Linked DNA regions of Homo sapiens: region 2 is linked to region 1. The links are chromatin loops, found by intact Hi-C in ENCODE. Cell type or tissue: endothelial cell of umbilical vein. All regions are shown on one strand. Each heading gives the region's core, and the rest is flanking DNA. Links, peaks and the distances in the headings are about the cores only. Region 1 overlaps ADARB2 (adenosine deaminase RNA specific B2 (inactive)). Region 2 overlaps PFKP-DT (PFKP divergent transcript).

Region 1 (15,710 bases), core at 5,719-8,218:
CAGGTAAAGAAATCCTTGTCTTGCAATTGCAGGTCTCACGGTGATGTCCTCTCAGTGAAGCCCAAAAAACAATGTGTGCTCGCTGGGTGCCAGACCCACATCAGGGGCTCTATTCGTTCTTCAGACGCTGTTCAGGTCCCACTCCCTGGAAGCCTCCCTGATACTCCTTTCCTCACCAGCTCGGCTCAGGGGGCTGCCCTGCACAGCCATGGCCTCCAGCCAGTTATCCTCACTGTCCTGGAATTGCTCAACCTACCCCCAACCCAGGCTTCGTTTCCTTGATGGGGGGAATACAGTAAGCACTTAGCTGATGGGCAGATTATTGGGAAAAGCTGAGTGTCGGGAGAAGCTGAGGCAGTGCTTGCATGTCTGACATAATGTAAAAGAGTCTTAGAACATGTCTGGTGGCCAGGGTCTAAAACCCCTTGTGGTCTTTGGAACACCAAGCTCTGTGCTAAAGGGTGGAAGGCTACCCTGACGTACCGTAATCTAAGCCCAGGGCATAAAATCCCTCGTGGCTTGGATAGAATCCAGGGCTCGTGGCTCTGGAATGTGTCTAGACTTGCTGACTCCTTGCTCCTTGCTCTCCCAGGATCGATTATATCTTGAGTGAAAAGAACCTGCTCTCCATTATCTCAGGTAGCAGAGCAAATGCTAAACTGTCACAGCTGTAAATCACGTGCTTAATGCAACATGCCCTTTCAACCTCCACATTCTCATCACCTGTTTCTTTGTTGGATTACCAATAAATAGCATGTGCTCCCAGAGCTTGGGGCCTTTGCAGCCTCCATGATCACGATGGCCCCTGGTCCCACCTTTACTTCTCAAACTGTCTTTTTCTCAATCCTTTGACTCCACTGGACTTTGTCACCCCCATGACCTGGTGTTGGGTCTGATCACCCCAACACAGATGGACAGAAGGATGGATAGAGAGACAGCTGGCTAGGTGGATGATGGGGGCTGGATGAGTGGCTCATGGATGGTTAGATAGATGGATAAAGGAATGGTGAATGAATGGATAGATAGGTGGATGGATGGATGGTGGATGGGTGGGTGGCTATATGGTGAATGGATAGGATGATAGAAGGTGGATGGATGGATGGATGGATGGATAGATGGATGATAGATGGATGGATGGATTGGGGAATGTTTGGGTGGATCATGGGTGGGTGGATGGATGGTGGACCAATGGATGGATGGTGAATGGATGGGCAGAGGGATGATGGGTAGATGGGTGGATGTATGGTGGATGGATATAAGGATGGGTATATGTATAGATGGGTGGGTGAACAGATGGTGGATGGATGGGTGGATGGGTGGATGGATGGGAAGATAGATGGGTACAAGGGTACATGAGTGGTTAGATGCTGGATGGCTGGGTGGGTATATGACGATAGAATGGGCAGATAAATGGTGAAATGGATGGATGGATGGATGGTGGGATGGATGGGTGGATCATGGATAGATGGGTGGATATAAGAAAGGGTATATGGAGAGATGCATAGATGAGTGGATGAATAGATGGTGGATGAATGGATGACAGATGAGTTGATGAGTGGATGGATGAATGGATGATTGATACATGAGTTGGCCAGATAAACACGACACCTCTTCCGCATGGTAAGAAATATTTGGGAATAGGGTGACTCTCTCTAATTAAGACTTCAATTACTTTTTTGTTTGAGTATGTGTCATGAAATGATAATTTGATTGGCTATTTCTTAGTCATTTCATCAAGTCAATTCTATGCAAATAAGAAAACTGCCATAATGAAGCAGATTAGCTATTTATTAAAATTAAAAATAATTTAATTTACATTAAGGCTAAAACTAAATTAGAAAAGTTATTTGTTTGATTCTATTGATCATAGAGTCAAAATAAAATTATCATCTTATGTGAAAAATTATCACTTTCTCAATTGCCACCTCTTCCATGCAGCCCTATTTATTGCCCCTAAAGCAGTAGTGTCTCTCTTCTCTGAGCATTGATGGAACTCCTAGGGTAGTCATATTATAGAGCCTGGATATGAGGCTGATTCTACCACTCACCAGCCGTGTGATCACAGCCTACTGGGTGAATATCTCTAGACCACTCCATAAATGGGAAATAACAATAGGACCAAACTCAAGACCCGCCATGGGGCTTAACAAGCAGTACACATGACATCACTGTGCCATCCGTGAAGATCTAAGTAGACATTACTTCTTGTGATTGCCTGTCTTATTTCCCTCCTGCAGGTTCTTAGATGGACTGGTCTGTGAATCACATGAACATATGCGGTTCATATTCATAAACACTTATTCACACACACACAGATATGTACACACATGTACATTTGCATGTAAGACAGGATTTGGCAAATAGAAGATATTTTTGAATAAATGAATTATTGGGCAACTCATGCTGCCAAAAGTTGAGAGATGAAACTAAATGAAGGCCCAACTGGGGTGAGTGTGCCTGTGGGTGTTTGTTAAGGGGACGCCAATCATTCTATTGCACTTCAGTTATAGCTGGTTCCTCCTCTAACCTACTCTGGGGTCCAAAGTCAGCACAGGAGGCCCAGAGGAGTGAGCGCCTGGCCATTGGCAGGCCCCTGTGGGTCTCTCTCCCTCTGTTGATTCACAGCCTCCCTGTGGATGGGCCGTGGGGAGAGCTAGAGCAGGTAACTGGCTGGGATCCAGGAAAGGCCCTTGTGAGGCTGCACAGGCAGGGGCCCTGGAGTTTCTCACCCAGGCTGCCCTGATGCACACAGGTCCGTACCATGCACCTGGCTCCATCACCACCCTTGTGGGGTCTGGGATGATGGCAGTCAACCAGGTGCTCCACTCCAGAGAATGGGGCCCATGAACTCACTCAGTCTCCATGAGAGCCAGATCCCTGCCAGTAAGTCACGTGGTGAAACCCCATTAGGTCAGCCAACCTTTTCACATTGGCAGCGCCCAGCTTGCTGATGTGGGAGAGAGAAGGTGTCGGCCTGGGGCATGACCATCCACAGCTGAGAAGGGAGGTGGGTGCAGCACGGGTCCCCCTGAAACATTCCATGTGGAGACATCAGACCCCCCGGCTTAGGAGTTGTTACTGCAGGAGTGTTTGAGAAACTGTGTGGATGGTGGCCTGCAGTGTAGACCAGATAGTCAGGAAGCATAGATCAGATGGCCAGAAAGTGTGGGATATAATAGATGGGCAGGAAGTATAGACCAGATGGCCAGGAAGTGTAGATCAGATGGTGTGGAAGTATAGACCAGATGGCCAGGAAGTGTTGACTAGATGGGCAGGAAGTGTAGATTAAGACAGTCAAGAAGTGTAGACCAAGACAGTCAAGAAGTGTAGACCAAGACAGTCAAGAAGTATAGACTAGATGGTCAGGATATGCAAACTAGATAGGAAGTGCAGAACAGACAGTCAGAAAGTATAGAACAGTCGGTCAGGAAGTATAGACTAGATGGTCAGGAAGTCGGTCAGGGTAGATGACCAGGGAGTGCAGCCCAGAGGGTCGGGAAGAGATCTGATGAGCGATTTCTAAGGCACTCTGCTAATTGCCCTGCATTAATTATCTTACTGACTCAAAAGAAGGATGAAGGGTTGTGGAAGGATGGATTTTATTATCATTCCTATTTTACACGTGAACGAACACAGTGGAGTAAGTGATATTCCTAAAATCACATCAAAACAGGCAGGTGTGGAGTTTGCACCGTTTGCCTGACACATGGACAGGAGTCTGTGCTCTCTTTTGTCTGGGTTCTGTATTGGTGGCTGGGTGGTTTTTGCCTCCCCACTCTTCACTCCTGTGCTATGGGCCGGCGTTGCACCTCCTGGGGTGGGCCTCACTCCTCTGGACTCAGCGCCCTGCCTGGCCTGGGCTCTGCGTGCTTCTTAGGGTGTGCCATGGCTGCCCCTCCAGGGCTCACAGTAGATGCCTGCATGGCAAGTGGCAGCCATGTGCGTTGAGGCCACGCGCTGTGGGCCCCAAGGCACCTCAAAGTTTAGGCAGGAAGAGCAGACGCCAGGGTGCATGGGGAAAATGGCGGACAGAGATCTGCATATTTGTTTACAGATCACAATGTTTAGAAGTTTTAAAGAATAAGCCCCTTGCAGTACATTTAAAAGCCGATGAAGGTCACTCCACATCCTTTGCTGAGATGTCTGGGGAGACTTGACTTTGGAGCAGACGGCCCAGGCAAGGAGGTTCACAATTGCACCTCCTCTGTCGGTGGAGGGACGTTTCCGTAAACCAAAGGGAGTCGCCCATCTAGGATCAACTTCATCGTGTTAGTTATGGTGTTTTGTTAAAGTGTCCACAGAAACCAAGCAGCCTAGTCCTGGTGTGGGGAAGTGTCTCCTTAGAATTTCAAGTCGGCTATGAGCACCCCTGGAGTTCCCGGGAAAGACGGTGGGCTCAGGGTCAGGCCTCGAGCTTTAAGATGCAGCGGGGACCTGCCCTGTGGCTTTGCTCTGTCCCGGGCAGTCCCATCTCCTTTCTCCAGGGCTGCTCTGGCAGATCCCCTGCCGAGACGCCACGGGGGAGCCTTGTTGTATGTGGGTTCTGGCTAGAGGCAGACGAGGCCCAAGGTACCAAGGAGAAGCTCTGATACTCAAATGTCACTTAACTAATTTCCTTCCACGCACCAACAAAATAATTGGAATGGCATTGACAAGGGGAAAAACAGCCCGCAGTAAAAAGCAGTTGTCCGAAGCTTCTGGTGTCTTGAGGAAATTATTTCCGCTATTATCTTTCACACAGGGCTCTAGACTGGCCAGAGTAGTCCGTATTATTATGTGACTATCCAGACTATTTCCTCCTCAGTGCCCTAGCTAGTTTTGGGCCGAGCAACACTGATACAATAGTGATTTTAAACTCAGTGAGCATTCCAAAGTTCAGCAAATACATCAAGCCTTTCAAAGTTTCTGCAGGATAACTGAGAAAAAAAAAAATCTATGTCTTGATTTTTGTCAGTTGTCTTGGAAAATTTCCCTTTTCTGTTTTGTGCGTGCTGTCGGAAACCAGCCAAGTGTGTCCTGCGCCCCTTTGGTATGTAGGCTGCATGGTCGAGGAAAGAAAAGGGTTCACTTGGAACCCTGGATCTTGGTTGCATAGTGTGGCTAAGAAAAGGGATGTTTAGACAACACTGGTTTTCAGAAAAATGAAACTAAAGCAGGAGCCTAAATATACACAAAAATGTACAGTGATGTGTCTTTTTTTTCTTTTTGAGACAGAGTTTTGTTCTTGTTGCCCAGGCTGGAGCACAATGGCATGATCTTGGCTCACTGCAACCTCCACCTCCCAGGTTCAAGTGATTCTCCTGCCTCAGCCTCCCAAGTAGCTGGGATTACAGGCACCCGCCACCACGCCCGTCTAATTTTTGTATTTTTTTAGTAGAGATGGGGTTTCACCATGTTGATCAGGCTGGTCTCGAACTCCTGACCTCATTTTATTGATCATTTTATCTTTTTGGTGTCTAAGAATCTACTCCCAATTTAATATATAATTTTAGCTTAGAATTTAATGTATGGACAGTGGAAACTTACTATCAAACACTTTAAAAAAATCCAGCAGAATCCATATGAGAAGTTTATCTTGGCTCATGCATATGCTCCCCTATGTAAACCGAGTTATAGCAAAACCACGGGCCACTTTATGGAGGGCACAGCCTCACTGGGCGGAACCGGTACCCAGAGGGACGGTAAGCCCAGATGGTTGGTGCTGCAGTAAATTAAGCCTGATATAGAGATGTTTGTGGGTTTTATTAAAGTCTCATGATGTCTCTAAGCAGTTCTTGTTATATAACAGAATGAATTATATCGTCCAAGGTTATTGCTCAGATAACCTACTGGAAATGATAGTTTTCCTCCTTCATCACATGAATCTAAATGTTAACTAAGCGCTTGTTAGCTTTTCACATCACATCGGAGGGATTCGTTAGCTCTCACATCTCTGCATATGTGTTTTAAGAGTCTTTAGATAAAAGATGAATCAAAGTGATTCAGTTCTGTAAGTTTTGGACTAGAAATCAGAGTCTCTCTGGACATCATCCGAGTGTAAAATGTAGCACAAATTGCCTTTAAAAATTAATAATTTACCAAATCTATCAGCTATGCCCAGTCTGGCTTGAGAAGATAAGTAAAATAAATATTGTAAAGTCAATTTTTAATAATCTGTGGCATGAAATTTAAGCACAAGAGAAAACATTTAGCAATTAAGCAGGAACATTCGGTGCATGATTAAATGTGAATAATAATACATATTTAAAGGCCTCATAACTTACCTGCTAGCAGGAAATATTTAAAGTTCTAATCTACTACACAGCACAGCTCATGCCGTTTCTTTGTTTAATGAGCTCTTGCCTTGTGATTTTCATGTTTGAGCAGTTACTTTGTAAGTATTTTTACATGGACAGCTACGTGTAAGGCTGACAAAGAGTAGCACAGACAGATATGTGGTGGGGGATTGTCAGGCCAGCGCAGCCACGGAAAATAATATGATCAGATCCTTCATCATGCTGGTAACCAGTGGTTGGCTGTATTCATCTAATTATTGAGACAGCACATTCACATCCGAGGGATTTTATTATAAGAGGTTTATAAAATTTAGAGTTGAAGCTGATCTGTCTCTATCTACCAAATAGAAGCTGGACTCAGGACCATGGTTTTTCATGATGAAGAATCAAATCCTTGATAAATGATGGCAGGTCCTCATCTTCCAGAAAGAGGGAAAAAAAAAAAAAAAAAAGGCAGAGGAAAGGAAATAGCTCGGCTGAGAAACAGAGAGCGAGTGAGCACAGCGCTGACAGAGAGGGAGCCGCTGCCTGCCGCTGAGAACACAGGCTCTGCACCCAGGGCACAGAAGCAGGAGAAGATGTAATTCTCGAGGACCACATTGATTAACGCCCGCCCAGGGCTAGCCACAAATTAGAGCCCCGTCCTGAAAGAAGCAGTGCTATGTCTTGTAAGGCATGCTTCCAAAGGAGCTTGCATTGCACACACCCCGGAGCAAACCGGCAAGTAGAGAAGACGGACACTTCCCAATGAAAGCGAAATGTTCCTGCCTGCCCTGCGCCGCTCGGTTCTCCTTCCTCTCTCTGCTCTCACAGGGTGGTGTTACACCTCCACTGCTCTCCATCTAGTGTGTTTGTGCAACACTCGCCTCCAGGGGGAGCTCGAAGCTCTCCCGCCCTTCACCTCTGATCAGAGCACTGATGTGAGTCAGGTCCCCAGGATGGTGGGGGCACCGGCTGGAGGAGGGCGGGGGCTCCTTCAGACCTGCCTTGATTAACCCGGACCAAAGGGGCCCTCTGCACTGGAGCGTTACAGTCAAAGCACAGCCTGTGCACCTGCCCGTCGGTTCCATAGTGTTTGTCTGCTGCTTGGTTTGTGGGACAGGTGGCTGGTCAGGATCTGCAGGACCTAACCCCACCCACGCTCAGCTGTGAGGAGATTAAAGGGTCTCAGTGTCTCAGGGTCAGGTTCCAGGCTGGCTTCTTGCGATTTCACAGAAGTCACTAAATCTTTTTGGGTAACAATGGGCTTACTCCTAAAAGCAGTGGGAGGTTGGGGGTCAGGGAGCAATTTGAACTTATTCTTCTCTAGATTCTCTTTCATTACAGAGTCTTATTCACATTGAATAAATGTTTATTCATACCTACTGTGGGCCAGACACTATCCTGGGCCCTGGGACTATAGCAGTGAACAAAGTGGACAAAAATCCTGCCTTTATAAAATGCACATGCTGAGAGTTAAGACTCACGATGCTCAGATGGGGCTGCTGTTGTGGAAGTCAGGAGAGTCCACGCTGTTAGTGTTGACTGTTTGTTTTGTCCTTTCCATTGTAAGATTCACCCCATTGCCTCCTAAAGTGAACCCCAGGGCAGGGAACATGTTGACAGGGAGGTGGTCTAATCTAAATCCAGTTAGAACACTCGGAGAGCTCCTAGACTGAAACAGGGAGAAGGAAGCACATTTTGGATGATTGTATTTGTTCCTTGATGGGTCTGCTGAGGAAGAGCTATGTACCCATTGCATGTGCTATTTCCATCTCAGGTTATTTGAAGAGAATACAGAGGAGAAGCAGCCCCAGGTACCTACTCTAGTGGCAGAGTGGCAGGCTTGAGGTGCCTGCATCTGAAAGCTGCTGTGAGTTAGGGAAGCCCCCACCAAAAGGCCCAACAATGGGCAACATCCCCCATCAAAGCCATGGACATATCCCTGGCAACAGACTTGGCTCTTAACTTCCACGAGTTTTTAAGCCAAGGTTGGCAAGAGGAATAGAACGGGGACGTCAAGGTACATCAAAGGAAAGATTCAAAATATATGGAATCCATGAGGCCACATAGGATATTTCACAGCTTTATGCTTTTCTGATAAATCCTGGAAGACTTAATATAAGGTCAGGAGTTTTCAGTGCTCTGATTCGGTAAATTTATTTACAGAGACAGCTGTCCGAGGGTGGAATAAGGACTCGGGAGTGAGAGGGAGGCACTGTCAACACTTTCAGGCCAGACCAGCGGCTCACGCTTTGGAGACCGGGGCTGCAGGTGAGGGCACAGGTGGACCTCAACCCACCTGGACACTCCACCAGAGGGGAAGGCACAGTGAGAGGCAGTGCCCTGTGGCTGAGCTGACGGCACTGGTCTTGGGGCAGGGAGAGGAGCCCGTAGGTCACAATGGCCTTGGTGACCCCAGCCTGCAGGTCACATGTCCCTTACCTGGGAGCCATCTACTCTGGAAACCATGGATACCTACACATCTGTGCAAAATTGACACAGTGCCTCAGTTATTTGGGTAAGGCTGACCAGTGAATTCTGATAAATTGCTGTAACAATGACCACCCATCTGTCAATGTGTCACCAAGCATAGGCTGTATACACTGTGCAGACTGTAAGGATCCACTGGGCTTTCGGCCTGCGGCACCCAGGTATGAAGGGCATTAGCGTACCTCCTATGGCCACACGCAAACTCCGCCTGGGGTCTACCCCATCACTCTCCACTCCATTTTGCAGATGGAGCCCACCGAGTCTCCCTAGAAACAATGGCTTGGATCCTGGGAGCAGTGGCACCCACCTGTCTGGTTCTTATGGCCGAGAGCCCTGCAGCTAGATGTTCTGTGAGCCTGTGTTCCCATTTTATGGAGACTCAGAGAGGTATTTGCCTTGTGCATTTCTCCTGGAGCTTACATCACTGAAGGGGACCCTTGGCCAGCAGTCTCTCTGCTCCGAGTCCCCGAGTCTCCACAGGTGGCCATGGCCATTGGGTTCCAGCTCAGCTCCCACCTTTGCCACCGCCTTCCCAGCCCTCGCTAAGCTGGAGTCCTGGCCCGGGCCCTTGTCCCAGCTTCACGCCATTGCTTACACCCTTGGCCCCCTCCCTTCCTGAAATCACTGTCCTTCTTTTCCCCTCTAATCTGAGTCCTGTTTATTCCTTAAAACTCAGCTCAACTCCCCTGTTCTCACTGAGGGATTCTGCAAGCCTCCTAGAAACCCCTCCGGCCTCCTGGCTCCTGAGCACCCGGCCTTGAGCCTGCAGCCACCTTGCCCAGCACTGCTTGGTCCTGGCAGTGTGGCTGCTGCGTGTTCATGGTGCTAGGGGGACTCAAAGGTTCTAGGGGAGGCAGGGACTACTCTTCCTAGGCCTAGTTGTCTTTGCTACCTTCCTAGGGCCTAGTGAGTTCCATGCCACTGTGTATGCAGTAGGTCCACTATGTATGCAGTAAGATCACTGTGTATGCAGTAGGTCCACTATGTATGCAGTAAGATCACTGTGTATGCAGTAGGTCCACTATGTATGCAGTAAGACCACTGTGTATGCAGTAGGTCCACTATGTATGCAGTAAGATCACTGTGTATGCAGTAGGTCCACTATGTATGCAGTAAGACCACTGTGTATGCAGTAGGTCCACTATGCATGCAGTAAGATCACTATGTATACAGTAAATCCACTACGTATGCAGCAGGACCACTATGTATGCAGTAAGACCACTATGTATGCAGTAGGTCCACTATGTATGCAGTAAGATCACTGTGTATGCAGTAGGTCCACCATGTATGCAGTAGATCCACTATGTATGCAGTAGGACCACTATGTATGCAGTATGACCATTATGTATGCAGTAGGTCTACTATGTATGCAGTAGGTCCAACACATATGCAGTAGGTCTACTATGTATGCAGTGGGACCACTATGTATGCAGTAGGTCCACTGTGTATGCAGAAGGTCCAACACATATGCAGTGGGTCTACTACGTATACAGTGGGACCACTATGTATGCAGTAGGTCCACTATGTATGCAGTAGGTCCATTATGTATGTAGTAGGTCTGCAAAGACTTTGCTGATTGATCTGAGGAAGGATAAGAGGATATGAATGTTTTTCCTGTGGCTCTGGGAGTAAGAAGCGTTTAGGGCTACACACCTAACTACCTCCTGGCCTAATGGATGCTCTGTGGGCCTGTGTGAGAGCAAGAAGAAAGGCTGAACACCCCTGTGAGAACCATGTCAGAGCCGTGGCTCCAAAAACCACGCGAGATGGCATGCTCTGAGGCCTCTTCCTCGTGTTTAATGACTCGTGGCAAAGTGTGGATTCTCGCGGATATTTACAAATGACTTCCGTTTACCACCGGACAGTTCTATTGCTGAGTGGTCTGATTTCCTGGATTATGTCCTAAGAAAGTTTAGGACAATGCCCCTAAAGTGGTCATTTAGTGCCCACGGAAGCTTGGTGCTTTGTGTGTCATGATGGTGCATCAGGAGTTTGCAAAAAAAAAAGAGAGAGATAAATAAAAAGTAAAAGGCACAGATGGGGCATGGACAGCTTCTCATTGCTTGTTCCATGTGATGGAACTCAACACATCTGCTCTGCTGCGGAAAGCATCTTTGCACTAATTTGTTTGTCAGTGTCCATTGAGAGGACGATCTGTCATCCTGTCGCATTTTGGTTGCCCCGAGATGTTTGAAGACAAGGCTAGCCACAAATTGGAACTGTGGCCACTGGGGAGTAAGTGGTGGAAACCACCAGCTGTTCTAAGTAACATCAATTGTGATTTTTTTGTAAAGATGAAATTTCAACCTAAGGTCTCCAAAAGCATTTATCAGCTGCATGAAAAAAAGCTAATCACCGTAACAGAAGAGTGAGTCTCTTCTAACGCACGTCCTGGGGTGCGTGCGTGGAAGCCTTGTTACAGCTGGAAAAGCAAGAGAAGGGGGTGGTCAGAATTCAATGAGCCTGGAGCCTCTGTTTTGCTCCATGGTATTTTAAGTCTTTCTGGTCAAAGGTAACAAGCATTATCCTGTAATTGGACTACGGTTTCAGGAACAAGAATTGAGATTTCATTGTGCTACTGCATTTGATTTCCTGATCAAATGCTGTGATCTGGTCATGGTTCTCCTGCCCTATATACCACCTGTTTCTCAGGATACTTTACGCTGAATGGCATTCATTTATTTGGGTTTTTGTTTCCCTGAATCCATTTTAATCTTCCCGGAGCATAGAGACTATGCTTTGTCCTAGAACACAATAGATGCTCAACAAATGTTGCTTTGATTGAATCAATTCAAGTTTGTATCCTTCAAGCAATACCTGAAGTATCTAATCTTTTATACTGAATGTGTTGCTGTCCAGGATTCCAGGGATTTGCTTGCATACTCCCAGTCCTCTGTCACTGGGCAGGTCTCTGTGGAGCACCGCGGTGTGGGAGCCTGGGCTCGCTCACTCCGCTTAGATCTTGTAGAAGATGGTTGGATCTAAGCAGAACCTTCCATCTACAGCCTCTCAAGTTGCCAACCCATAAAAACCAGCTGTGCTCCTGGCTCAGTAACCCTTCAGTCCTTGCCTTTCTCTGACTTCTCTTCCTTGTCAGCAGGTTAGTTTGTAGCCTGAACTGCATGATGGAGATTGAGCTGGATCTATTTTAATTGCCATGAAGACATCATGGGCAGGAAGCATGCATGCTGGAATAGATTAGCAAACATTGACTCCTCACGAAAGCCACAGCCTTCCAACTGCAACTCAGTGGTCAGAGGAGGATGAGCAAAAGTGGAGGACAGAGAATGACCCGACGTGGAGCTGAGCGGGTGAGGGCTAATCTCACAGAGGCATGTTACTCAAAAATGCGGAAACAGGTTCTTTCAGGAGGTTAGAGTTTCCTTCCTCGACTCAAGCAGTCATTCTGAGCATGTGGCATTTGTCAGAAGGTTGTGTTTATGTTTTATGCTTGATCTATAATGACACAACAAAACTCATATAGAGAAGGGGAATCAAGATCTGATGTGTAAAAGAGCCTGTGGTTTAAAATATGGAGGTATTTTGGGCTCCCTGGTGAGAGGTGAGGCCAAGCAATGCAGCACACAGATGAGCTCTGCAGTGCCAGCCTCATTAGGTCGGCCTGCGTGGTCCTCTGAAATGTACAGTTCTGTTGTCGTCACTGTGTATAAACAGAACAAGGAGAGAACTGCCTTATTCCTGGGCACTGGCCTTTTTAAATCCTTTCTTTTTCTCTTTAAATTTCATGTTCCCTTGTCATTGTTGCTGTAAAACCGAAGCCCTCTTCTGCGTGGCGATTTGGAGAACACAGTCAGCATGCACACACATCATTCTTCAGGTGCAGTTATGACAGAAGGATGGTCCTGTCTCATCCCTACACCTGTGAGGCCTCAGTTCTGCCTCTCTCCCCTGTTGTGGCCTTGGAAGGAAAAGCCTCCAGCTCTGAGTCTGCTGCCAGGTGGAGGTTCTTCCATTTGATAAGGTGAGGAGCGTGAATGGATGGAGCTGAGCTTCTGAGACTCGGAGACCAGTGAACCTGCTTGCCACCCTGGGCAAGAGAGCCCAGGGGCTGGCCCAGGAGAGGCGGCAAGGCTGTGTGCAGACACTTTGCCCCTGGTTGACTCCTGACGGCGCTTACTCCACCACTGCATCCCTTCTATACCCTGCTTCTCCCTTCAGACAAGGGGCAGACTCCTAAGAAGGCAGCTTTGTGTTGGACAAAACACAGTGGGGACAGGAACCTAAAGCAGTTGTGAAAGAGCCGGAGGACCCCTGTCCCCAAACCCTGCCCATCGGGAAGAGGCCACAGAGCTATGTGTCGGCCCCACGCTTGGGCAGACCACTGCAGGCACGTGTGTACTCCGCTGGGCTCCAGGGGCCTGATTTTTTAACTTATCCCTGAGATTGAGTTATAAAATTTAGATCCTCCATAAGTAGACTCACATGGAGTCCCAGCTGATTTCTGATAAGGGTGGAAAAGGAATTCAGTGGAGGACAGGTCACCTTTTTAGAACATGGTGTGGGAGTTCTCAGATGTGATGCTGAGTACAATTCATAAAAGAGAAAATGCAGACATCAGACCTCATCAGAATTAAAAGCTGTTCTGTTCTGCAGAAGACTCTGTTAAGAGGGTATGAGAAGCTCAAGATTAAGATAAAGTATTTGCAAACCACATGTCTGGCAAAGGACTTATGTCTAAAAAAATATAAAGAACTCTCAAAACTTAGTAACAAAGTCGGCAATACCATTAGAAACGGGCAAAAGACAAGAAAAGATGTTTCACTGAAGATGATATACAGTTGGCAAATAGGCATATGAAAAGATGTTCAATGTCATTAGCCATTAAGGAGATGCAAATTAAAACTACAGTGAGATGTTACCATATACCTGGCAGAATGGCTTGATTGAAAAGTGGTGACCACACCAAATGCTGGTGAAGATGTAGGGAAACTGGATCATTCATACGTTGCTGGTGGGAAAGTAAAATGTTACAGCCACTCTGGAAAACAGTTTGGCAGTTTCTTATAAAACTAAACATGCAACTACCACATGACCCAGAGGTCACATTTTTGGGCATTAATCCTGGAGGAATGGAAATTTATGTTTGCATAAAAAACTGTACATGGATGTTTATAGCAGCTTTATTTATAATAGCTCCACACTGGAATTAGTCCAGACCAGGTGTTCATCAGTGGTGAATGGTTAAACACACCATGGTCATACACACTGCTCAACAATAAGAGGAAATGAACTATCTGTATACACAACTTAGATAAATCTCCTGGGAATCATGCTGAATGAAAAAAGCCAGTCCCATTTTTTTTTTTTTTTTGAGACAGAGTCTCATTCTGTCACCCAGGCTGGAGTGCAGTGATGCAATCTTGATCTCGGCTCACTGCAACCTCTGCCTCCCAGGTTCAAGTGATTCTTGTGCCTCAGCCTCCAGAGTAGCTAGGATTACAGGCATGCACCACCACACCCGACTAATTTTTTTGTATTTTTAGTAGATATGAGGTTTCACCATATTGGCCAGGCTGGTCTCGAACTCCTAACCTCAAGAAATCTACCTGCCTCAGCCTCCCAAAGTGCTGGGATTATAGGAGTGAGCCACCACACCTGCCTCCAAAATGTTTTTATGCCTATTTTTTTTTTTTTTGACAGAGTCTTGTTTTGTCACCCAGGCTGGAGTGCAGTGGTGCTATCTCGGCTCACTGCAAGCTCCGCCTCCCAGGTTCACGCCATTCTCTTGCCTCAGCCTCCAGAGTAGCTGGGACTACAGGCACCCATCACCACGCCCAGCTAATTTTTTTGTATTTTTAGTAGAGATGGAGTTTCACCATGTTAGCCAGGATGGTCTCGATCTCCTGACCTCGTGATCCGCCCGCCTCTGCCTCCTAAAGTGCTGGGATTACAGGCATGAACCACCACGCCCAGCCTTTTATTCCTTTTATATGACATTTTTGAAATGACTAAACTATGGAAATGGAGAACAGATTAGTGGTTGTCATGGGTTAGAGATTGGGGGCTGGGGATGGGAGGGAGGGGGGTGTGCTTATGAAAGGGACAACATGGGGACCTTGTGGTGACCGGATGTTCTGTGTTCTTCACAGTGATGGTGGACGTACAAGCCTCCACCTGTGATAAAATTACACAGATTTAAACACATGCACTTACACACACACACACGCAATCCCACACACACATACACACACGGACACACACACACACACGGACACACACACACACACGGACAAGGAAACAAGTCAAACAGGAAATCTGAATAAGGTGGGTGGAGGGCACCAGTGTCTATATTCTGGTCTGAATCAGGTGGGTGGAGGGCACCAGTGTCTATATTCTGGTCTGAATCAGGTGGGTGGGGGCACCAGTGTCTATATTCTGGTCTGAATAAGGTGGGTGGAGGGCACCAGTGTCTATATTCTGGTTGTGATGGTGTGCTCTAGTTTTGCTAGTTGTTATCATGGAGGGAAGCCGGGTATGAGGTATGTGGGCACTTCTGTAATGCCTCTTACAATGGCATGTGCGTCCATAAACTTAAAAGTCTAATTAAAAATTGTTAAATGCTTACAGGGTTATATGAGTTTTATGTTTGCACAAATCTCATAATCAAAATCTTAAATCATGATCATGAACTGCAGTGGTGCTCCTGGTGCTGTTTTAGCTGATGAAATTACATTAACTTGCCTTCCGTAGGATAAAACGCTCATCACTCAAAAGTGTACCTAACAGCCTGCAAACAACATAAACTGAAACCTTTAGTATGCAGATGGAAATTCTCATTCTCAATAAGAAGACTCCGTAAAGAGAATATGGTAAAATATTAGCCTATAGATTTGGGCCCAACCCACATGGATGCTGCAGACGTGAATGCAGGACAAAGGTTATTGCTCTCTCTGGTACACACATGAAGCCTGTCTTTCCATGAGAAGCAGTCTCTGTGAGCTC
Region 2 (15,710 bases), core at 8,052-10,551, 1.6 Mb after region 1:
CCTTACGAGCACAGTGCCACGTCCACGCTGCTGTTTGTCTTACAAATGGACCATTTGGGATCTGGTCCCAGTCTAAAGAAGTAACGAAGTAACAAGGAGGCGTCCTCCTCACAACAAAGAAAGGTGGGAGGGAGGGACGGGGAGAAAGAGCTAGAGAGACAGAGAGAAAACAGATGGATCATTTCCCCAATCAGTAAGAAACTTTCAAAATATTTTAATACCTTCTTTTAAATATGATTCACTCAAACTATTTTTTTAAAACCATGAATCACGCCAAGAAATGAATCTAATTTGACCCACACGCGGGCTGAAATCAGTTTCACAAAGAGGTTGTTACTCTTACTCAATGTGGTGCATTCAGGTATTTTTTGTTCTATTTCATTGCATTAAACAAAAAGAATGCTGGTCACTGCCTACCAAGAGGCTCATACAGCTCACTGACTAACTCAGGGGTACTTGTCATTCCTGGACACTTGGTCCCCAGCCCACCCGGCTCTCCTCTCTAGGAAGCAAGCTGCCTGAGGCTATTTTAAGTGCTCTCCTTTCTCCACCAAGAATTGGAATCTGCCCAGCTGAGCCCCAGACGCTGGAGGGGTCCCGGGGGTCAGTCAGCCCTGCACCACCCTCCAGCTCCTCTTCTGGCCATACAAGGAAGTCCAGTGTGGGGATGACTAAGCAGCTGACCCGGGGCGGGGGAGGGCAGCCCTGGAGCGGGAGGCAGGGCCGGCCTCTCCTGCCAGCCATCAGCCCCTGCGGGCTTGTCCTGTGGTGAAAAGTCCCAGGCCTCCACCCAGGCAGCACCTGACCTCTCTGCTCCCTGAGAGGAGTGAAGTGGACCTCAAGGTCTGGAGGTGGAGGCACAGCCTTGCACTGACATCAGGCCCTAAGCTCTAGTTCTACACAGAGATAGCCCATCTGTCCTGGCCTCCCGGGGGCTCCCAGGGGCAGGGAGATCTGGCCTGGCCTTCCCAGCAATGCGTGCCTCAGTGGAGAAACCCCAGCTTCCCAGCATTAGGACACACACTCTCTCTCACACCCTCCGTGGTTCCCACTGACCTCACTGCAAAGTCCACAGTAGAAACTCACAGAGACCTGCTGAAGAGGCACCTGCCCAGCTGTCAGCCTGTTCCTCCACCTGCTCCCCCAACCTGCCCTCTCACCTGCTGTCTACACTCATTCCCCCCACCTGCTCTCTCACCTTCCTCTTCCACCCGCTCCTCCCACCTGCTCTCTCACCTGCTGTCTACACCTGCTCCCCCCACCTGCTCTCTCACCTGTTGTCTACACCTGCTCCCCCCACCTGCTCTCTCACCTGCTGTCTACACCTGTTCTCTGCTCTGGCTGCCCCCACCCATCCATCTCCCCCACACCCTTCTTGGACACTGCCCGGTGCTGCCCAGCTCCCTCACACAACACTGCCCCTCCCCACTCATGTCCTGCTTCCTCGATGGTCTTCCCAGAGGAGGCCCCACGTTCTCAGCCCCTACCTGTTCCTCAGGTCACCATTTCCTGGAGCCACCTTCCATCCCCCAGAACTCAGCTGGGCCCTGCAGACATGTACATGCTACCAGGTGACCTGTGGCCACTCCTCCTGCAAAGCTTTTCCAGGTGTCTCTGTTTTTCTTGTTCCTCAGAACGATAAAAGTTCCCAGATCCCAGGGACTTTCAGGCTGCTCCCACCACAGAGCTGGCCAGCATCCTTTGAGGCAGAGAGATGCTAGGGGTAAGTCCATGAGGCGGGGCCTGTCTCCGGGGCTGGGAACCTGGAGTCACTGAACCGGGAGGCCAGCGTGTTGCCCAGGGCTTCGCCTTCCTGCTGTGGTTTGAAAGACAGGAATACTAATGAGGTTTCCTTAACCTCCTAAGTGAGTGTGTGTGTGTATGTGAATGTATGCACGTGCACACACTCACACTCACACACACACACACCAGCCCCTGTAAACAAGGCTGCAGGTTCCAGAGAAGATGGCTCCCTCAACCCACAGAGAATTAAGACAAATCCTCATGAAGCCACGAGCAGAAGTCGGGGGGAAATCATTAACTCTGAATGAGAATCTCAGGAATTCATAAACATGATCTGAAATTACCCATCTCCAGGGAAGGGTTCCAGAAGTCTATTTTGTAGGAAGAAACTTGAGGACCCACTGTTAATAAAATTAGAGTCATTCCTGGAATGTTGCCAGGATATAGCTTACAAGATAGAAAAACAAGCTATAATCATAGGAGTGTATTTTTAAAAAAAAATAGAATAACAGTCAGAAGATGGTCATATTCTAGAAGAGCTGCAGGAATAAGGGAATCATATGCTCCAAAACCCTTTAGAGAAGGTACGCTCGGGCTCCAGACAGTTGGCCTGGTTCTTTGGACAAAAGTGGTGAATTGGTCCTCTCTCTCTCTCTCTCTCTTTCTCCCTCTCTCTGTCCTTTCCTCCCTCCCTCTATCCATCCCTTTCTCTCTCTCTCCCTCTCTCTCTGTCTCTCCCTCCCTCCCTTTCTCCCTTTCTATCTCCCTCTACCTCTCTCTCTCTCTCTCCGTCTCCCACTCTCCCCCTCTCTCTCTGTCTCCCTGCCTGCTTCTCTCTCCCCTCCCCGCATCCCACACACATCATGGTAGAAACGCCGCTTGGTATCATCCCACATCCTCTGTGCCCATCCTCTTCTGCCAACCCACCCTCTGATCTGTATACGGGTCCCTGGTTTATTCTGTCCACCCGAAAAATCTCAGCCCTGCAGGTAGAAGATGCTGCTGTTCTATTTCCATGATGCCAAATGCCTAGAAATTAAGGGAAAAACCCATTCACCAAAAAAAAAAAAGGACCTTATGGAGAATCCTAGCATTTACTTCTGTTATGCTCCTTTTTTTTTTTTTCCTTTTTTTTTTAGGGTCTCAGTCCTGGGAAGCTCTGGGATGAACATGGCTCCTGAGCATAGACACCACCCTGACAGAGGCTCGTGCGTGTTCAGCTTCATCCTCGGAACTTTACACTCACTCTTGACTCACTCCACTTTCTGTGTCTTTTTTTTTTTTTTGGCCTGACTTTTAAAAAAACAATCTGAGAATAAAGTGTAAAAAGAAAGTTTCTGAATCCTTAACTGAGGTCAAAATCTTGGAGCGAAAGCCAAAGATGCAGTGGCCAAGAAGCCCGGGGAACGGGGGGCGCCCCCCAACCCAGAATCAGTCACCAGTGGGGAGAAAACCCCCGAACCCAGAATCAGTCAGCAGTGGAGAGAAAACCCCCGAACCCAGAACCAGTCAGCAGTGGAGAGAAAACCCCCGAACCCAGAACCAGTCAGCAGTGGAGAGAAAACCCCCGAACCCAGAACCAGTCAGCAGTGGGGAGAAAACAAGAGCTTCTATGTGCGGCTCCCTGACGAGCACTTGGAAAGCAAATGCGTTTCAGCCCAGAAGAAGGTCAAGTGAGGAAATGCCCTAAATGGGGCTTATTCCTTGCCCAGCCCTGAGACTGGGCTGGAGGCCCCAGGCAGGAGAGGGAGGGCCAGGCCGTTTCAGGCTGTCACCACAGAAAATGCTGATGGAGCAGGAGGCTGCAGAGTGAGTCGACCTTTCTGCCCTCTATGCAGAGGCCCAGCCCTTGTGGGCGGACCTCCTGACTCCCTCTTCTTACTTAGTCTGGCTACTGTTGGCATATTAAAGTTGGTGATCATTTTGAACATGAGTGCTAAACTGAATTTTGTTAATTCTAATAATTTATCAAAGCATTTTACTATTTCTAGGAAACAGAATTACATTGTCCTCAGAATAATTTTGTCTTTCTTGTTAATAATAATAGTCCTTCAGTCTCCCTGCCTTCCCTCTGGGTGTGAGCGCATCTCTGCCAATGTGGGGCATGAGAACGGATGCCAGAGGCAGACCAAGCAGTTCAGAGGCTATAGCAGCAATTTATTTTTATTTTTATTTATTCATATACATTTTTTTGAGATGGAGTCTTACTCTGTTGCCCAGGCTGGACTGCAATGGCATGATCTCGGCTCACTGCAACCTCTGCCTCCTTGGTTCAAGAGACTCTCCTGCCTCAGCCTCTGCAGTAGCTAGGATTACAGGTGCCCACCACTGTGCCCGGCTAATTTTTTGTACTTTTAGTAGAGACGGGGCTTCACCTTGTTGGCCAGGCTGGTCTTGAATCCCTGGCTTTGGGTGATCCACCCATTTTGGACTCCTAAAGTGCTGGGATTACAGGCGTGAGCCACTGTGCCCAGCCCATTGTGGCATCTTAATCACAGAGCAAAGAAGGCCTGGACCCAGCACGAAGATGATGAAAAGGGGGAAGAGCAGCTGTCTCACCTACGGTGTTGCCAGGAGCTTCCAACTTCGAACATAAGGGACACTAAGTAGCTTTCCCAATAAAACAACTGAGTTGTTGGATAAAACCTACAAAAATACATCTTTGTAAGTGCACGACTGGGCTGGCATTGAAGGATGGAATCCACAGCAGTCAATAAAGAATTGGCAGGAACCAAAGTGGAATTTTTTTTCTGTTTAGACAGTTGCACAGAGGACAGGGCATAAGAAAGAAAACCGGACGCCTCTCCAAAATGAGGTTGGAAATCTGACATCTTAGACTTAAAATAAAAGCCCACCTTAGAGCAGGAGCAGCAAGGAGAGCACCTGTCCCTGCATTGGTGATGGGTGGAGGGAAAACCACTGACCCTGAGAACCAGTGAGAAACAGTCCTCCAGGAGTTCATGCTGGAAGACATCAAGAGCATGGGTCAAATTGACGTGGCACCAGGTGGCTGCTAGCTTCACCTCTACCCCATGTGAGCAGAAAATCCTTGCTGAAACAATGCAACTCTGTCCTCAAAATATCTCCCCACATAAAATTCCAAGGAAGATAAGTCCAGGTGCAAAAAGTTACAAAACATAAGTAAACAAAGTACTGTGGATACATCCAATAATTCAAGAAACAAATTCAGCAGAGCCACAAAAATCCAAAAGGTGGAAAAGATCAACTGCTGGCAAAGTATCCACTGCTGTTGCAGCTGTGAAGAGACTGTATTTCATAAAAAGCTCTGTGGCCTCACATTTGCCTTCTCAGGCATGTCCCCCCAGAAATGCCCTTGCACTGTCTTGTCCAAGAGACACATATGGGGCAAGAATATTTAGGCAGTGATTGTAGAAATAGAAAACACCTGAAGGCCATCCAAATACACCTCTATCAAGGAAAAAAGTTGGCATACTCACATTGTGCAATATTATACAACAGTGAAAATGAACTGCAGTTAAAAGCATCAACAATGAAAAATTACAGTGAACAAAGGAAATTACTGAAAAATACACTGCTATTCCATATACAGTACACAAACCATATGACTTTGCTTAATAATATACACAGAAATGATAAACCTTATGAAAAGCAAGACAAATATTAACACATGAGTCCTATGTATGGGTGAAGAAGGGAGACCCAGGTGATCAAGGAAGGGCATATTGTAGCCTTTCAAGACACTCGATGCTAAAGGATGATGACAACAGTGCAATTATTACTCTATAGGATTATGCATTCAGTTTTGTTCGTTTCTTTGTTTGTTTTTGAGGTGGAGTTTCGCTCATGTAGCCCAGGCTAGAGTGCAATGGCGCGATCTCAGCTCACTGCAACTTCCGCCTCCCAGGTTCAAACGACTCTCCCGCCTCAGCCTCCCGAGTAGCTGGGATCACAGGCGCCTGCCATGATGCTCGCTAACTTTTTGTATTTTTTTTAATAGAGACGGGTTTCACCATGTTGGTCAGGCTGGTCTTGAACTCCTGACCTCAGGTGATCCACCCACCTCAGCATCCCAAAGTGCTGGGATTACAGGCATGAGCCACCATGACTAGCCAAGTTTTATAGACTCTTATGTGTCATATATTTCATAATTAAACATAAAAAAAGCATTTACTGTAGTTTGTAAATGAAAGAGCAATAAAAAATGTTGCAAACTTTTAAACATAAAACCTGTCGTATAGCTCATAGTGACCCTCATATTAAGCTGTGGTAAATTCCAAGTGTATTTCATTGTAATTATCTAAAAACTAGGTGAACAGATGAAAAATTGAGTTCAGTTTTAAAACAAGATCGTAGGCCGGGTGCGGTGGCTCACACCTGTAATCCCAGCATTCTGGGAGGCCGAGGCTGAAGGATCACGAGGTCAGGAGATCAAGACCATCCTGGCTAATACAGTGAAACCCCATCTCTGCTAAAAATACAAAAAAATATTAGCCGGGCATGGTGGCAGGTGCCTGTAGTCCCAGCTACTCGGGAGGCTGAGGCAGGAGAATGGCGTGAACCCAGGAGGCGGAGCTTCCAGTGAGCCGAGATCGTACCACTGCACTCCAGCCGGGGTGACAGAGCAAGACTCCGTCTCAAAAATAAAAAATAAAAATAAAAAAATAAAATAAAAAAATAAAACAAGATAGTAAGATAATGTTACTGGTTGAAGGTGTCCAGGTTCTTGGCACCTTGAACAAAGAATTGGACACAACGCACAAATGGAGCAAGGAAAAAATGAAGCAACAGAAGCAGATATTTATGGAAAATGAAAGCACACTCCACAGGGTGGGAGGGCCCGAGCATGGAGAGACCGTTACTGAAGTTTCTGGGGTTTAAATACCCTCTAGAGGTTTCCATTGGTTACTTGGTGTACACTCTATGTAAATAAAGAGGATGAAGTAAAATTACAAAATCATGTACTCGGTGTACGCCCTGTGTAAATGGAGAGGATATTTCCTGTCATAGCCCAAGAGTTTCCATTTGATTTAGTTCTCCGAAGTCAGGGTGAATCGGCCTTATGTTCCTGCCTCCAGACCCTTTTCTCCTGCCTCCGTGGAATGGATGGCAGGACATGGAAAAGTGTTTTGTCCAAATGACATGTCCAAGGGCACTGGCAGCTGAAGGCAAGAGGGAACCAGTTAGTGCCACGGAGGAATGCCCACCCCCGTCTCCACACCGCACAGAACAAAGTGAGTGTCCTTGTCCTGAACCCTCTGAGGTGAGTATCTTGCCTCAGTGCTTTCATGAAACCCTTTTTTGGAGAGACTCATTCTCTCCCCTTCTGTACCTACAAGGCAGCAGGGATAGCCCCTCTCAGGCTGAAGTTCTTCTAACAAAAAAGAGAATAAAATAATAGAATTAATGTAACGAATAGTAAAATAATGAAAATGAAACTTTTTTTTTTACAGAAGCAGCTCTGGAATTTCATTTATTGGCATTAAAAGCAGAAAATGGTCCTATAGAGCTCAATTTAATGGCAAAGATTAAGGAAAGAATAAAGACTCTGCCTAATAATGGTGACATGAGCTGTTCATATTGTCATTTTCTCTGGGACCTAATATGGGGGAGGAGGCGGGACCCCGTGTCGCCAGGCCCCAGGTGATTTTCACACTGTTTCCCCAAATCACTGCAGCCTCTTCCCTGCTGGTCCCTTGATGCTGCTGCTGTGCCTGGCGTCCTGTGGGACAAGAGTGCAACAGGGCGCTGGGCACCTTGGCAGCTTCCAGTGGGATAGGCCTGCGGCATTCTGAGCCTGAATGCGGTGATCACCAGGAAGTAAGGAGACACAAGCAGGAGGGGTTCCAGGATGGAGGGGCCACTTCTCAGGGATCAGTCTCAGGCCCCAGTTGGGAAGGATCCCCTTTCAGGACAATGGCTCCAGGCCAAGGGCAACGCTGTTTCTGTGCGTCCTGATGACTGACCTGCGTCCACAGGGAAGCGTATCTGGGCTCCTTTTTTCCAGGCTGTGTTGGGAGCACCTTGAAATGGGCACTGGTGGATTTCAATTCCAGCCTTCCGGAAGCCATTCCAAATGGAAACTGAGCTAAGGGATGTAGGTGGAGTAAGTAAACAATTTTAGGTCCCAAACAACAGTTTTCAGATACAATATAGTGTGCGGGGAAAATAAAGCTTTGGGACCCCAATTCACAGCCAAAAAGGAAAAAAAAATTAAGCTGGAAGCTGAATCATGCAAGAAACTGCCTTTCCTTTTGTTCCTAAGCAGATAGCTACAGATAAAGGGTTACATATCTCCACAGGAAGCTGGTCTATGTTCACCTTATCTTACGTACAGGGCTGATTTACCACATGTGAGATGAAGACATAGCTGACCATCCCCATCTGCTCTGTTTCTCTTGCAACCTAAGGATGACCACAGGTTCCCTCTTTCCCCTCCAGCCCACCCTTCCCCTCCAGCCCACCCTTCCCCTCCAGTCCACCTTTTCCCTCCAGCCCACCCTTCCCCTCCAGCCCACCCTTCCCCTCCAGCCCACCCTTCCCCTCCAGCCCACCCTTCCCCTCCAGCCCACCCTTCCCCTCCAGTCCACCTTTTCCCTCCAGCCCACCCTTCCCCTCCAGCCCACCCTTCCCCTCCAGCCCACCCTTCCCCTCCAGCCCACCCTTCCCCTCCAGTCCACCTTTTCCCTCCAGCCCACCCTTCCCCTCCAGTCCACCTTTTCCCTCCAGCCCACCCTTCCCCTCCAGCCCACCGGTCCCCTTTAAATACTGAAGCCCTCAAAATCATACTGGGAGGAAGGCACAGACCACAGACTGTTTCTGTGATTCCATGTTTTTTCCTTCCGAGCATGTCCTTAACCTTGGCAGAATTAACTTTTAAATGGATTGAGATTGGTCTCAGGTACCTTTTGGTTTACAATCGCATGCCTCAGCCAGCGCACTGCTCTGTGGCCTTTGTCCTCTTTTACCAAACGAGGAGGGTGGATTCCACAATCCTAAAACCCCTTCAGCTCTCCATAGGTTTCTGGGAGGACACAGTTACCTAAGAGATTAGAGACAGCATCACAAAAATATAAGCAGATGATGTGTGTCAGTTAGGGTTAAGTTTGGCTGCATAAAATGGAAGACTCAAGCTAACAGAGGCTTACACATAGAAAGGTCTGTCCTTTCACATGAAAGGAATCTGAAGGGAGGCAATCCTCCCCTGTGCACTGGATCTGTGATCTTATCAGAGAGCCCAGCTTCTCCTGTCATTCCCTCAGGCACTTTGACTGAAGGTGGTTGTATCTTCTAGATCACCTCATGCCCCAAGATAGCAGCTTTGTTCCTGCAATCACAGCTGCATTCAAAGCAGCAGGAAAAAGAAAAAAAAAAAAAAGCCATACTCAGTAGTTGAACTCCTTTTAAGGAGTCCTTTTGAAAGTCGTGCTCAACAATTCTACTTAAATCACATGGGCCAGAATGGACCCACATGACCACATGCGTGCACAAAGACAGCTGGGGAATGAAGCATTTAGCGCAGAGCCTCAGTCAGAAGAGGAGGAGGAAATGGATGTTGAACCAACTGTTTCTGTCACATGGTGTTTTAGTTGAGCTTGGAAGGATGAGTGGGTTATTCACAGACGTGCTTGGAGAGAGACACAAGCAAGGATCGTTGTGGAAGAAGCATGCCGGGAATTTTCAGGATACAAAGAGTCCCCCCACCACTGCAGAGTCTTCTAGCTAAAAACTCAAGGGCTTCTGAATTATTTCCATACTGTTTCTTTCTAAATTTAGAAGATTTACAATTCAATTATGTATAATGCTAAGACCTTGTCTTCTTGGAGATAATTCAAAAACAAGTCTGTTTTTGTTTGGAAAGAGAAACCTAAGACCCACATGGAGGGGGAGGAAGTTTCTAGCTTCCTGGAACACAATGCTGGAAGGAATTCAGGTGAAATATTCCATGGCCTTCTGACTGCTCTCTGGTGCCTGTTGTGAAGTCTAAAAGCTGTGATGCTCCCAGGGAATGGCTATGTTCTGAAAGCTTTTCCAGGAAAGTATCTTGAGTTGGGCTACATCCTTAGCTCCCTGGTTCTCAGAAAGAGCCTTCTCGAAGTCCAGAGGGCACTTAGATAAGACAGACTACATGGCACTTGAGGTTTCCTCCGTGATTTTCTTCCAGACATCTCTGAGGCATCAGAAGCAAGGGTCAACAACTCAGTGTAATAGAAACTTTTAAATGGATCAAATATTAGGATAGAAGGAGAAACCTTCAAAATTATGCCTATTATTTAGCACTTCATCTGCCACAAAGCAAAACAAAGTATAAACTTCTCACTGCAACTGTGAGAGAAGAGGATACTAAAACATTTTGTCTTAGCCTGTTTTCTGCTTCCCTTAACAGAGTACCTGAGACTGGGTAATTTACAAAAACAGAGATTCACTTCTCACAGTCCTGGAGGTGGGAAGTACAAGGTTAAAGGGTGATCTGGCAAGGACCTTTGTGCTGTGTCATCCCACGGGAAGGTGGGAGGGCAAGAGAGCATGAGGGAGTAAGAGGGGTCAAACTCACTTTTGTAACAGACCCACTCTTGTGATAATGAACCCACTCCCCCAATAACAACATTAATCCGGCCGGGCGTGGTGGCTCACGCCTGTAATCCCAGCACTTTGGAAGGCCGAGGTGGGCAGATCACGAGGTCAGGAGATCAAGACCATCCTGGCTAACACGGTGAAACCCCGCCTCTACTAAAAATACAAAAAAATTAGCCGGGCGTGGTGGTGAGCACTTGTAGTCCCAGCTCCTCTAGAAGCTGAGGCAGGAGAATGGTGTGAACCCAGAAGGCGGAGTTTGCAGTGAGCTGAGATTGCACCACTACACTCCAGCCTGGGCAACAGAGCGAGACTCCATCTCAAAAAAAAAAAGCAAACAAACAAACAAAAAACATTAATCCACTCATGAGGGTGAAACCCTCATGACCTGATCACCTCTTAAATATCCGTCCCCTCAGCACTACTGCATGAGGGGTTCAGTTTCCAACACGTGAAATTTGGGGGACACTTTCAAACCATAGTAAGTAGGAAATGGCAAAAATAAATTACTTATACAGTGTTTATCACTAGTAATAAAGTATGCACAAAACATCATTTATAGTCTATATTCACTATAATATGTTGTGCTCTATTTTCATGTTAATTCATGCAAAAAAAACAAAGAGAAAGATGTTCGAGAGAGGTATTAAGAAACAGCACCATAACCTTTAGAAAAACTAGAAACTGGTAGAAGTCAGTGTTTTAAAAACCTTTTTTATTTGCTGCTTGTTTGGAAGTCAGTGGTGACATTTCAAGGAGGAGTTGTCATTGGGAGGGCAGATTTCAGGAGGCTTTAGTAAGAGTGCGTGGGGAAGACAGGGAAGGAAGGAGGACAGGTGACTTAGAAAGATTCCTGGTGGTGATTGGAAGTGCAGAAATAGAATGGTGACCTCAGGGAGAAGCAATTCAAGGAACGTTGTGCTTTTGCTTCTCTCTGCCTTTCTCCCCATCTCTCTTTCCATCTCTCTCTGCCTCTCACTTTGCCTGTCTCTGTTTCTCCCTCTCTCTCTCTCTCCTGGTTGCTCTGTCTCTCTCTGTCTCTTTTTAAGACTCTGTGTTTGTCTCTGTTTCTCTCTTCCCCTCATCTCTTACTCCATCTTTCTATGTCTGTCTGTGTCTCTGCTTCTCTGACCCTCTCTCTCTCTCTCACTCTCCCTCTTTGTGTGTGTGTGTGTGTGTGTGTGTGTCTCACTCTGTTGGTTTCTCACTCCCACTCTCCATCTCGCAGCTCTCTGGTTTCACTATGCAAGCTGACTCTCCCCACCTGATGATCCAGTGGGATTAGCAGGAAGCGGGTGGACCACCCCCACCACCCACATCCTGTGCCCATCCATGAACTGGGGCACAGGAGAGGACTGATCTCCCTACTTGGCCTGGCTGGACACGCTGACCCTCAGGTCCACAGGCAGTGGAAGGAGCAGTTCCTGGAAGGTGAGAGTGGGTCCTGTGGCAGATGGAAGAGACAAGTATGTTGAGCAACAAAAATGATCAGCACTTGGTCTATGGTAGCAGGAGCTCAGAGGTGAGGAATCTTAGGGCCTTAAACGAGCGGCCCACTGTGGCAAAAACTTTTTTAAACAAAAAAATAGTCAGCCCCTAAGGAGTGTTCCAATGACCACCTCTTAAGCAATACAATTGATCCTTGAACAATGCAGAGATTAGGGGCACCAACCCGCCACACAGTCGAAATTCAGCCAATAACTTTTGACTACCCAAAAACGGATTGACCGTTACCCAAGAATAGCCTATTCTTGGGTAAAAGCCTCAGTGATCACGCAGATAATTGGTTAACACAAATTTTGTATGTTATATGTATTGTATAGTGTATTCTTACAGTAAAGTAAGCTAGAGGAAATAAAGCAATCCTAAGGAAAATGTGTTGACTATTCATTAAGTGCCTCATCATAGAGGTTCTTCTCCTCACCTTTGCATTGAGTAGGCAGAGGAGGAGGATGTGGAAGGAAAGGAGGAGGGGTTGGTCTTGCTGTCTAAGGGGTGGCAGAAGTGAAAAAAATCCATGTGTAAGTAAGTGACCCATGCGGTTCAAACCCTGCTGTTCAAGGGTCAACTGTTTGAACAGGGAAGTTTTGAAGTGACCTCTTTTCTTTTCTTTTTTTTTTTTCCTTGAGACAGGGTCTCACTCTGTTGCCCAGGCTGGAGTGCAGTGGCTCGATCTTGGCTCACTGAAATGGAAGTGACCTCTTTTCAAACAGGGCATGGCCGGGAAAGGGGGAGGAAAATGGCAAAGTCTACCCCACAAACTCAGGACCAAGATCCCTAATTTCTTCCCCTGGTGAGCGAGGCTCCCATTCCCTGGACTACAAAGTCTATTTGGGTTCAAAGACCACCTAGGCTCTGGGCTTGGCCTTCCAAGAGAAGAGGGTACCTGGGCCCTCCCAAGAATGCAGAGCTGTCTGCCCCGGACGTGTGACCGCAGCTCTGATCCTGTACCTGGTCTGAGCTTCACTGCACCAGTCACTCCTCCTCCTGCAGGTGGACCCAGCCGCAGGCTCTAAACCAGGCAACACGTGGTTGTGGGTGGATGTGCTTGCAGGCAGAGGAAGAGGTCGCAGCTTACATAAGAATCTCAAAGTTGACACCCAAAGAAGATAAAAGCGCCTGCCGGATGCTGGCATATACAACTAATGAGGATAATGCTCTGGGTGTACATCCTGGCACACTGGAAGAGCATTCTTGTTCATGGTGGTAGTTTCAAATATTTCAGTGAGTTTTCCCTTGAATGCCTCAGCCGGGAGCCATTTCAGTTCCGCTCAGGCAGCAAGGGAGCTTCAAGGACTCGTAGTTAGGAATTCAAGCTTGTACACAGCGACAGGTCACAGGTCCGTGGAAGATACCTGTCAACCAATATTCAGATTTAGCATTCCATAACTGAGGCATAGGGCATCTCTGACCTCATCTGACATGGCTAAAATCATGATTGTTTTTCTAACTGGGAAATTTATGTAACTTATTTGCCAATAAAGAACCATCTCTCTCCCCCCATTTTCTGACATAACGCTAGTCATTAGGGAAATGCTCTGACAATGTTCATGAAAGAACAAACCAATGTCTTCTGCTTTAATACCACGGATTTAACACATATGACTCTTGCTGCTTCCATATGACACTAAAAGTATCAGGAGTGCCAGGAAGTCTCTTTAATCGTCGTTCTCCAAAGTGCTCAGGAGATGAAGTCATTCTGTGAAGTGGACTTCAGTTGACACCACTGAGAAAATGTCCCAGAGAAAGTAAAACTTGTAATGGCATCATACTTTACAGAAATAATGCAAACTTCTTTCTTTCCTTTCTTTCCAGTTTTTAGATATTAATTTTAATTGGTTCAGGGCAACCTGTTTCTGCATCAAAGTCTTGGGAAGCTTCCAACTGTTTTTATTTTTACTTTATTTTTTTAGAAATAGAGTGTCACTGTTTCACCCAGGCCAAAGTGTAGTAGTATGATCACGGCTCACTGCAGTCTCAACCTCCCAGGCTCAAGCAATCCTCAGGCCTCCACCACCTGAGTAGCTGGGACAACAGCTGTGCCACCATGTCCTGCTAATGTTTTATTTATTTATTTATTTATTTATTTATTATAGAGACAGGATCTCGTTATGTGGCCGAGGCTGACCTCAAACTCCTGGTCTCAAGCAATCCTTGTGTCAGCCTCCCAAAGTGCTGAGGTTATAGACATGAGCCACAGCACACAGCGGATTTATTTTATTTTCTCAGAACTCTATGCAACCTGATTCTGCATACTTAAGGAAAAAGAAGCCAGACAAAGGTGGAAGTAGTTACACACAATGTGAGCATCATTTGGCACTTAGACAAGAGAGGCAGATTATAAAAATAAAAGATTCACATGTCACAATTGGCTGTGGGCTTCGATATGGACTCCAGCACTTTTTATTTTTACTTTTTTGGGAGATAGTGTCTCACTCTGTTGCTCAAGCTGGAGTGCAGTGATGTAATCATAGCTCACTGTAATCTCAAACTCCTGAGTTCAAGTGATCCTCCTGCCTCAGCCTCCCAAGTAGCTGGGACTACAGGTGTGCCATCGCTCCAGGCTAATTTTTTTGGATTTTGTAGAGACGAGGTCTCCCTATGTTGCCCAGGCTAGTCTCAAACATCTGACCTCAAGCAATCCTCCTGCCTTGGCCTCCAAAGCTCTGGGATTATAGGTGTGAGCCACTGTACCCGGCCGAGAAACCAACCCCACCTGTTTTCTATATAAAGTTTAGCATCTAGATACAAAGCAAAATACTTTTTAAAGATCAAAGAATCTGCAGGGAAGCTGGTGGGAGGAGAATAGGCTGAAGGCAGCGTTTTCTGATCTACAGTTTTGCTTATTCTTGAACTTTCCAAAGTCCCGAAAGAAGCAGAAGGAAAGTGAGAAGAAGGGAGGAAGAGGCAAGAGGAAAGGAGGATGGTTGCCCCTCTGTGGTTGCAGATTAGCCCAAGGCAGCTCAGTGGCTGGCAAGGAAAGAAGGAATGAAACCCCCAAGGCCGAAGGCAGAGTCAGAGTCCTGGGTCCAGCAGGGTCTGGAGGGGAGGAGGGTGCCGGCAGCCAAAGACCTTCCCGCTAGCACTGCAACCTCTTAAATTGCTTACGCTTTTATCCAAATTTGATGTGTCTGCGTTTTGTAGACTTCCAAAACAAGTCACTTAGGGTAACGCAAGCAGGAAGGGGAGGATGATAGGAGAAGGGGCCCCACCTGATGCCGCCCTTCTGGCTTTTATCCATTCCTGGGAATGACGGGGGACGCCCCTATGGGAGATACAGTGGCGTGGAGCAACAGTGGAGAATTCCAAGTCCGAAAAGCAATTGGCATTTTAAAGGAAAGTAAGAAATCACCCTGAATATATGAAATACTGGGAAAAAAGGTTGTTACTGATAATTCTCAAGAGACCACTCTGGTGAGATTGGGTTTCTCTGGGGATGTGTCAGGCAGGGTATAAGTACTGAGTGGGCACCTCCTACCCACCCTTCAGGCTCCTCCCTCAGCTCCTGTCTCCTGAAGCAGTCAGAGGGCAGCTCCGGTCCTCACCTCCTCTGAGCGACCCGCTCACTCATTCACTCACTCATTCATTCACTCACTCATTCATTCACTCACTCATTCGGTCACTCACTCATTCACTCACTCACTCATTACTCATTTACTCATTCACCCCCTTTTACTCAATCACTCATTCATTCACTTTCACTCAGTCATTCACTCATTAACCAATTCACTCACTCATTCACTCATTCACTAACCCATTCAGTCACTCATTCACTCATTCATCACTAACCCATTGACTCACTCACTCAATCACTCATTCACTCACTCAATCACTCATTCACTCATTAACCCATTGACTCACTCCCTCAATCACTCATTCACTCACTAACCCATTGACTCACTCACTCATTCACT

The links. Hi-C counts contacts between places; a loop is a spot of excess contacts. Peaks named below come from ENCODE experiments on the same cell type or tissue, not always from the same donor. Only the 100,000 strongest peaks of a DNase experiment are listed, where the experiment ranks them.
Region 2: it touches region 1 in a loop (24-fold over the local background); 5 of 110 quality-filtered maps call a loop at or near these places.

What each region holds. Positions count from the first base shown.
Region 1 is chr10:1,413,904-1,429,613 of GRCh38, forward strand. All of the region lies in intron 1 of ADARB2 (adenosine deaminase RNA specific B2 (inactive)), which reads right to left. Among named protein-coding and RNA genes, the nearest start is that of ADARB2-AS1, 100 kb to the right of the region's middle. In endothelial cell of umbilical vein, for the core only: a CTCF peak has its summit at 7,135 (motif pointing right); no DNase peak of the experiment used is centred there.
Region 2 is chr10:3,045,333-3,061,042 of GRCh38, forward strand. It overlaps PFKP-DT (PFKP divergent transcript), which reads right to left. Exons shown (of 4, transcript NR_160681.1): 2 at 12,748-13,151; 3 at 8,628-8,764; 4 at 7,162-7,810. LOC124902532 (a long non-coding RNA gene) reads right to left here and starts at 1,779. Exons shown (of 2, transcript XR_007062356.1): 1 at 1,488-1,779. RefSeq lists enhancers at 100-2,919, 1,681-2,246, 2,247-2,810 and a silencer at 405-699. In endothelial cell of umbilical vein, for the core only: no CTCF peak of the experiment used is centred there; a DNase peak (open chromatin) is centred at 9,519.